Regions from separate parts of the Mus musculus genome. Here region 1 is linked to region 2. The links are chromatin loops, found by intact Hi-C in ENCODE. Cell type or tissue: left cerebral cortex. All regions are shown on one strand. Each heading gives the region's core, and the rest is flanking DNA. Links, peaks and the distances in the headings are about the cores only.

Region 1 (4,389 bases), core at 207-4,206, 53 kb after region 2:
TCTGTCCTAAATGAACACCCCACAAACCCTCATACCGTGCTCTCAATGCTCCTTGCAGTCTCCCCAAACAACTCTGACTTGGGGTCAGCCATCTCTGGTGTGTAGAACAGTTCCTGTCCCTCGACCCCCTCAAGCTCCAGCACGCCCTGGAATGCCTTGGTAGCTGTGGGGGAGGGGCAGTGAGGCCCTGCCAATGCCATCTAAGCCTCCTGGGCAGCCACAGGAACAAGCCCAGAGCAAGCCATGTGGGGTGCAGGGCAGGGGGTGTTAGTCAGATGGTCATGGGGTTAGTAAGTGGGAACCCCAGGGTAGGGCTGGCGTCAGTTACCAGGCAATTCCTAGGAGCAGGTGCCCCAAGCTGGCTTGCAAGGAGAAAGATGGGTTAGGGTCCTTGGCACACATGCATAGTCAATGGCTGAAACCAGAGTGCATGTGTGTGCCAAATCTCTAATCCCCCCACACTCAAGTGCTGGAGCCAGAATACCATAACCTTATACCAACCTGCTGCCTGCCACAGGGTGAGGCCACACTCATGTCTATGCTGTCCTCAAGCCCTTTGCCTGCTGTTCACTCACCTGGACAGTTGGAGCCTTCTGAGTCCAGTGAGGGTGTCTTGCCATCTGAGCAGCAGCCCAAAGGTGAGTTGTAACAGGAAGCCCTCTCGATGGGTGGCCCGTGGGTCACCACAACGCTGCCCACCGGGGGCTCAAGTCCTGGGGAAACGCAGTCTAAGCCCAGCCCCGGGGAGGAGCCACTCTTGGGCTCTGCCCCCACATCACCCTCAAACCTGCCCACACATCCCTGAGGCCCTGCTCACCCCCAGACCCGCCCCCACTGGCCTCCTCATCGCCACTGAGCTCCTCATCGCCACTGCCGTTGGTGCTGCCAGATTCCCTGAAGATCGCTGTAGCAAGACTGGCCACATCAGAGGGTGTGGCTGCAGTGCTCCTGGGGGTGCCGACTACGGTCTGAGGTGATGTGGGTAATGGGGTGGGCCAATCATGGGCAGTAGTGCTGGGAGACAGAGGAAGGCTGCTGTGGGGAGACGCCAGTGTCCTGCTCAGGATATGCCTTGGGGTGGTCATAGATGCAGATGTAGGGGAAACCCCAGGAGCAACACTCTCTGCAAAAAGACGGATGTTAGGGGCTCGAGTCAGAACAGGGTCGGGTCCTTCTGGTTTGCTTTAGGCGGTTGCTCTAGGTCCTTACCCCGGCATGGACCAAGACTCTGAATGGAGATGTCCAGACGCTGGCGGCAGGCAATGGTCTTCAGCTGGCATTCATTGCCGTATGTGACACCATCTGATCCACAGACCTGGAGGCCAGGGAAAGCATGCTTGGGAAAGGCCTCCTTATCCCCGTCGCTCTCTACAGATTTCCCTCCTTACCTTGGTAGAGTTAGCCTCTGGACATGTGAGAGTTGGGCAGACACACTGGGCAAAACCAGCCTCCTCTACGCAGGAGGCGCCAAACTCACAGTGCATTTCCACACAAGTCACTGGTGTTGTGGGATCTGAGATAGGGATAAAAAATTCCTGTTAACTCAACTACTCCCACTCTCAGCATAGGGAGTCCTGGGGTCAGCACCAGTTCCGGCCCTCACCTGCTTCACAGCCAAGATGGCCCAGGGCTTGACCATCTGGACACTGCCCACACTTGGGACCAGCCACACCAGGTCTACAGGAACACAATCCAGTCATCTGCTCACAGTCATCTCTTACAGCACCCCGAGGGTCACAGCTGCAGGCTGGGGAGTGGGAGGGAAGAATTTATGGTTTGGACCTGGATACGTTTCCCAACCTGCCCCAGCCCTACCAGATACGGGTCGGGCCAAGCCATGATCAGTGATGGGTGGACAGGCAGGAATGCATGTAGTTCCATTACTCACGAGTGCAACCACTATGTCCATCGGTGACAATGCCACGGAAGTTCCAGAAGCCAGGCTCACAGCGATCACACCTGAGGCCTCCTACACCTGGTCGGCAGGAGCACTGCCCTGTGACTGGGTCACAAGTGCCGCTATAGGAGCCGTGTGGGTTGCAATGGCAGGTGCCTACAAGGGGAGAAAGCACTGGTCACTGGAACTGCACAGCTCTGCGAGACCACGGTCAGGGCTGGGCTCAAATACTCACTGGGACAGCCAGCCAAGCCCACACCCTGGGCAGCAGTGACATTGTCCTGGCAGCAGCCATAGGGGGTTTGGGCACAGTGTGGGGAGGCCATAGGTAGCAGTGGAGCCAAGGTAGGGCCTGAGGAAAGGTGCACAGTAGTTCGTATTTGATGTAGTGGTACTTGTTTACCCTAAACCCAGTCTTTCTGTGTCAGTGACTCCTACCACATGACCCTTTGCCATCAAATCCCACCAGGACCCGAAAATCTGAGGCTGTCCTGGGTGAAATCAAGATACCATATATAAAGACACACAGTAAACACAGAACCCCAAACCCATTAATCATACAAAGCCACATACACAGGTAGGGACATACGTCCACATGCACACATTATCAGAGCCACGGACATGCAGTACAAATATAAGGGTACACAAATATATAAAGACACATTAACATGTGTTCACTCACATTCCTCTAACACATTATTTACTGTGTGGATATATCTCTGTCCATGTACAAACACATACATCAGTGCACTCTCCTTTCTCCAGCCCCCACCCCCACCGCTTTTTCTGAGACAAGAGTTTCTCTGTGTAGCCCTAGCTGCCCTGGAGCTGGCTCTGTAGCTGACCTGACAGAGCTAATCTCAGAGATCCACCTGCCTCTGAGGTTAAACGCAGGTACCACCACTCCTAGCCTAGCAGCAATCTCTTCTACAAGGTTGCCAGTGCCTAGTGGGTGCTCCTCATGTTCACTGCTGCCTCCTTTGGGCACCTAATCTGGCCAAGAAAGGGAGTACTTGGTTTACACCTTTAATCCCAGCAACAAAGGAACATAAGCAGACATGAATTCAAGGCCAGCCTGATCCTGATCTACGTAGCTAGGTCTAGAACATCCACGACTATGTAGAGAAACCTTCCCTCAAAATAAGTAAAATAACAAAAAGAAAGCCTAAATAAATAAATAAATAAATAAATAAAAAGCCATTATCATCAATAATGATAAAAGTCACCATAGCGTGTGCACATACCCACAGCCTTCTATCTCTATGCCATGCACCACAGAACATACACGCACAGAGAAAGAGAGGCACAAATACAGAGGACACGCCACACAGAACACGCGGGATGTGCCACTCACCCCGGCAGGCTCCCTGAGCAGCGACGTACAGCTCTTGCCGCGCTTCACATCTGGCCTTCTTCAGATGGCACTCCGTGCTATAGGTGACTCCATCTGAGCCACACACCTGAGGAGTGGGGTCAACCTCAGCAACCTTGGCCCTCAGCGCACCCACCCTGGAACCATGGGAAAGTTGGGGTACTCACTGGGCTTTTAAGGACACTCTGGCAACTAAAGTCACAGACACACGGCCCGTCTTCTGAGTCCTCATCCCAGACACCACCATGCTGCCGACACAGCTCCTGCTCACACGCATTGTCTTCCCCAGACCCAGAGCCCCCTGAGCCACACTCAGCTGCAGGAAAACAGAGCGGTCACCATGAGGTCTCCTTCAGAGACTGGAATCTAGGGGTGCGCACCGGTTACCCGAGCTTACCCGGCTCACACGGCCCTGCACGGGCCTCCTCAATTTGTACCTGCTGCTGACAGGCAGCCTCTCGGAGCTCACAGGCACTGAGGTAGGTGACGCCATCACTGCCGCACACAGGGCCAGGTGGGGGGTGCTCACAACGGGGACATACACACTGTCCAGCTGAGCACACAGCCCCAAAGGTACAAACTGTTTCTCCACAGGTCTCTACAGGAGATGGTAAGAAGCAGAGTAAGCATGGAGCTTCCCCGATGGAGAGAGAGACTCATGGAGCTTCCCCGATGGAGAGAGAGACTCATGGAAGCCTATCCCTTCTGGTCCTACTCACGGCAGTGTCCGGCTGAGGCCACGTATAGGCTGATCTGGTGTGTACAGGCGTGGACATGCAGCTCACATTCACTAGCATATGTGTGTCCGTCAGAGCCACATACGGGCTGGGCTGACTCCACACACTCAGAGGGGCACACACAGCGTCCAGTCTCCACCTCGCACAAGGATCCAAACCGGCACTGCCCACATCGGTCTGGGGAAGAAGTTCTATCACCATGTTGACCAGAAGCCTCCTCCCAACCCAACCCACCGGCCCACCACTGACCACACGGTCCTCTGCGGGCCACTCGGATTTCCCGCCCAAGGGTACAGGCCATGGATTCCAGCTCGCACACACTGCCGTAAGTGACACCATCACTGCCGCACACAGGATCGTAGCCGCCCGAGCACACCCGCTGG
Region 2 (4,389 bases), core at 271-4,270:
TCATCACATCTGGTGCTGAGTTCAGGATGATGCTCCTAGCATATGGAGTTGGAGCCAGAGTACTGCTCACTAGCACAGGATGACTCCACGACAGAGGACAGTCGAGCCTCAGTGCCAGCGTGCCAGAGGTAAAGTCTCTGACCCACAGAAGATTCTAGGAGGCCATAAAGGCAGGGCTTTCTGAAAGCAGCTAACAAGGTTCAGAGCTGGTGAGAGAAATCGAATAGGGGCACCCAGGAGATGAAGACCGAGGAGAGATGCCACCCACAATCTTGACCTGTCCTGAGGTAAGACTCCGGGCTGCCTTGTTTTAGATTAGATATCTGTCAAGGGGTACTCCTTGGCACATGTCCTGAGTTCCATTACACGCAAGACTACATAAATCCAGAGGGACTTCTCAGGGAAGCAAGCACCTCAAAACATTGGTCAGGTGTCATGTGAGAGAACATGGACAAAATGGTGAGGCTGGAGTAAGGTGAGGGTCAAGGATGGGTGTGGTGATAAATAGAAAAGGAGATTGTTCTGTGGTGAGCAGAGAAAATGTGAGGATGTCAAAGGCCTTCATCAACCCTCTAACCTAAAGTTATAGCAGTTGAACTTTCCTGGGTTTCTCTTTTAAAGTTCAAGATGGCTCCGAGCATAGGTACAAGAATGGAGATAACCAAGTTTGTGTAGGGAGGCACAGGAGCCTTCGGGTCTAGCACATGACTCTCTGGCCACCCTCTTTCCTTACATATAATTTAGCAGCCCAGCAGCAGCCCTTGGTAGACTCAGTTGTATCTCAACGCAGGAATTAGTAAAAGGGACGATTCTAGGGATGAGCTCACTTGTTTGTTTGTTTGTTTTATTTTTTGCCACCAGTTCTCACTATGCAGCTCTGGCCGCCTGGATCTCCTAGAGAACCGCCTGCCTTTGCCTCCCAAGGGCATGCACTATCGCTCCTCCTGAGCATTGCACTTTTTGTACTGGTTTTGTCTGGAGCACCCTATGTTCTTTGGTCTTGCCTTTAGTAGACACACATACTTCCAGTAAGATCTACTTGAGCCTTGAATTGATACGAGGAAGAGAGATCACTGTAGGAGACATGTAGGACTCCATGTTTGAGCAGGACTCTCCCACCCAAGTAGAACTGAGCAGTTGGACTTTGTTCCTGTGTGGTCATTTGCCCATAGCATTGTTAGAGCTAGAATGAGCTGATGTCCCTCCTAGACCACTTATCCATTGTCCTTGATACTGTCTCTGCCACCACAAAAAGGCTTCTGTCTCATCTCAGCCATCTGTTCAGATCAGATGTCGTAACATTCAATGTTAAGGTTCAGTGACCCACGGTTTAGCTGTATATGCTGCTCAATCTCCAGCTTTGGGTACTAGTACCCAATTAACATATATGGGACGTATCTGCTCATCGTCTATGTTGGGGATGTTAGAAGTAAAGGCATAAGATGGTCTTCAGGATGACCTCACCAGAGGGGAAGCAGCTATCCACAAATCGCTAGCCAGTGCAGGCTGGGTCACTCCAAGCGGGAAGGTATAGCTTTGGTCAGTACAAGTCTGGGATAGAAATTTGGCTTGATCCTGCTACATAGACCCTAGGAAATGGCACAGGGACAACAAACAAACCTATGTACACCTGCCCCGTGTAGAGACCCAAGTAAGGGCACAGTGCTGTACTTAGAGCTACACTCATACAGGTAGGCAGCTATCTTGTCTCCTGGAGGAAGTGGTTCTGGTAGATAGTCAAGACCTTCAAATGGGACCTATTAATTTTAGGTTTCTGTCCCAAGCACTTTAGAATAGTCTCCTGAGGCATCCAGTAAAATGAATGACTGGCTTAGTAACCGCCGGCCATAAGAACTTGGCTGAAAGCCGTATGCTTCCTGTCGAGTTTCCCGTTTCTGGAACTGGAGCTTGTGCCTCCATAGACTTCCACAACATGTTCGTGTTCTTGAGTTGAGAATTACCAATTCACAATACAGAAAAGCTTACAGAAGACACTGAGATGATCTTGACTGACTTTGGCTGAAAAATCCTGTCTCCTCTGGTGCAGGTTGCTACAGGCACTGGAATGCAGATGGGAGCGCTAGCTGTGTCCGGTGCTGGAATGGGACCCTCCCGACATACAATGGCTCTGAGTGTAGAATTCGTATGTCTTCTCCAAGCTATCTGCCCCAGTTCCCCCAGACAGACCTCACAGGGGTCCTCCTGTCCAATTTGGGGAGAAACCAAGGAACTACTGTAATTGTCTTCTCCAACTGCAAAGACAATACTCACTTGCCCAGGAGTATTGTTTATCAGTGAGCAGCCCCTTCCGTCCCTCCCTGAGTGTTCTGTTTACTGAGGACAGCTGTGGGTGTAACTACTCCTTGCCGTCTCATCTCTAAGATGTCCCTTTAGCACTATATGTGGAGGCCTCAGTAGGGTCGCAGGCATGGCCCAGGCCTCCCCTCAGTTCTGCTCTCCCACAGTCACTGGCCGGGGCGTGCAGCTTCCCATGAACAGGAGCACGGGGACACCTGGACAGCCACATTTTGGTAAGTCTCTTAGCTCATAAGTCCAGCACTGTGTTTCTGTCTGTGACCTGGGGCTGGGGCTGGGGCACATCAGTAGAGTTAGGACTGGTACCAGTGCCAGTCCTGAAGTCAAGTATTTTCTGTAAAGAACTCTGGTTAAGGAAGAGGTCTGGAGAGAGTCCAGCATCCCCTGGGACGAGGCTTATTTAGCTTGCGTGTGGGCATGTGTTGGGATGCCATCGGAGGAAGATACTTCATGGTCTCCAAAGAGCTTCAGTCATTTAGTAGCAGCCGTCACTGCTACTCACTTATGCTCAGCCTTTGCTTCATTTCATGTCCACCGTGACCTCCAGGCCTTGTGGATTGCATTGCTCCATCCCAATTTGCTCTTACAGGATGTAGGCCTCAGATGAGACTACAAACACATAGGCCATGCCTCCTGAGCTGTTTTCAAGGAAGGGGCAGGCCCTGTCACCTGATGCTTGAATCTCCAGGGCCTTCAGGCTCACCTTAGATGGAGGCCTCGGGAGTAAAGGGATGTGTCTGGGTTAGCAGTGTGGTCAGCCAGGCAAGAGAATGGTCTGGGCCTGATGCTGCTGGAGAGAATATGCCCAAGGCAGAGGAGCCCCATATGTCAGGGAGCTAGACTGAGCTCCAATAGAAGACTGCCTCTTCTGAGCTAACAGAGTCACTTTAGGGGCACGTCACTCTAACCTGGGCTCATCCTTCAACAGCAATGGACAGCACTTCCCATAGCTGGCAGTCACATTGTTCTGTCAACTACCAACCCCTTAGTATGTCTTGACCCCAAACACATGGAGATGAGCAGAAGGCAGCTGCATGTATCAGAAAGCAGGTGCAGTAGATGTGTCTGCTGCCAAGGCTGGAGGCTTTGACTGTCAGTCCAAGAGGCAGAGGCCAGTCTAATGGAGGGAGCCCAGGACCTGATTCTTCTGGAGCCAGGAATTATTCCTTGTCTTGTGATGTGTTGGGCTCATGGTGGCTCTGACCTGTGGCTGGCACCTAGTAGGGGCTCAGGTATGTTTGGGGAATAGTGAGCCCCAGGGGTTAGGCAAGGAGCACTGGATAGCCATTTCCCCAAACCCAGGCTCTCTTGGCAGCTGTTGGTTTGTCTGCAGGGGGTCCTCATGTGGCAGCTTCTCTCTTCCTGGGGACACTCTTCATCAGCACAGGCCTCATCCTCTCTGTGGCTGGATTCTTCTACCTCAAGCGCTCCAGCAAACTTCCTGAGGTTTTCTACAGGAGAGACAGAGGTACTTCCCTCTATGGTTGAATTTCTACCCGCCTAGCTTCACAGGTACTATGCAGAGTCTGACCCATGCCGGGCCTAGGGGCTCCCCAAGAGCTACAGAGCAGGCACAGGGACTGCACTGTGCTCAAAGCCATCGACCCAGAGCCTTGGATGTTGTTACAGCTGAGGCTGTGAGGCTGGGCCCCGCTGCTTAGAGTTCCCCAGGTAAGAAATGTGGCTGAGCAGCTGTCTAGGCTCAGGGTGCTTAGGGCACTCAGAGCTAAGGCAGCTGCTGGGCAGCAGAGTGACACTCCATTTTCTTCCCCAGCCCCTGTCCTGCAGCCTGGTGAGACAGTAAGTAACCTACCCGACTAGGCTGAAAACCTGGGTCGTGTGTTCCTGTACCAGGCCATCCAAGCCTCACTCTGCCTTTCTCTTTTCAAGGCTGCCATGGTCCCCCTGCCACAGTCTTCAGGTACAGGCTGCAGCGTGGTATGGGAGTTGGGTGGAAGGGTCTCACTGTGGGCCGTCTTCTAAGCCTACTCTATGGCTTTATCCCCACACATAAAGGTTCTTCTCTAGGACCTGACTATATGCCAAGTCAGCTGCTCCATCAGGCAGGGCAAA

What was found. Hi-C counts contacts between places; a loop is a spot of excess contacts. Peaks named below come from ENCODE experiments on the same cell type or tissue, not always from the same donor. Only the 100,000 strongest peaks of a DNase experiment are listed, where the experiment ranks them.
Region 1: it touches region 2 in a loop (2.2-fold over the local background); 12 of 42 quality-filtered maps call a loop at or near these places.

What each region holds. Positions count from the first base shown.
Region 1 is chr4:156,172,968-156,177,356 of GRCm38, forward strand. It overlaps Agrn (agrin), which reads right to left. Exons shown (of 36, transcript NM_021604.3): 8 at 4,256-4,389; 9 at 3,989-4,183; 10 at 3,667-3,867; 11 at 3,437-3,585; 12 at 3,252-3,357; 13 at 2,133-2,249; 14 at 1,889-2,053; 15 at 1,604-1,747; 16 at 1,389-1,513; 17 at 1,210-1,315; 18 at 818-1,123; 19 at 576-713; 20 at 36-163. Among named protein-coding and RNA genes, the nearest start is that of Gm46878, 11 kb to the right of the region's middle. In left cerebral cortex, for the core only: no CTCF peak of the experiment used is centred there; no DNase peak of the experiment used is centred there.
Region 2 is chr4:156,119,886-156,124,274 of GRCm38, forward strand. It overlaps 9430015G10Rik (RIKEN cDNA 9430015G10 gene), which reads left to right. Exons shown (of 10, transcript NM_177205.1): 5 at 2,048-2,143; 6 at 2,466-2,531; 7 at 3,650-3,784; 8 at 4,091-4,116; 9 at 4,207-4,237. Among named protein-coding and RNA genes, the nearest start is that of Rnf223, 8.4 kb to the right of the region's middle. In left cerebral cortex, for the core only: no CTCF peak of the experiment used is centred there; a DNase peak (open chromatin) is centred at 2,703.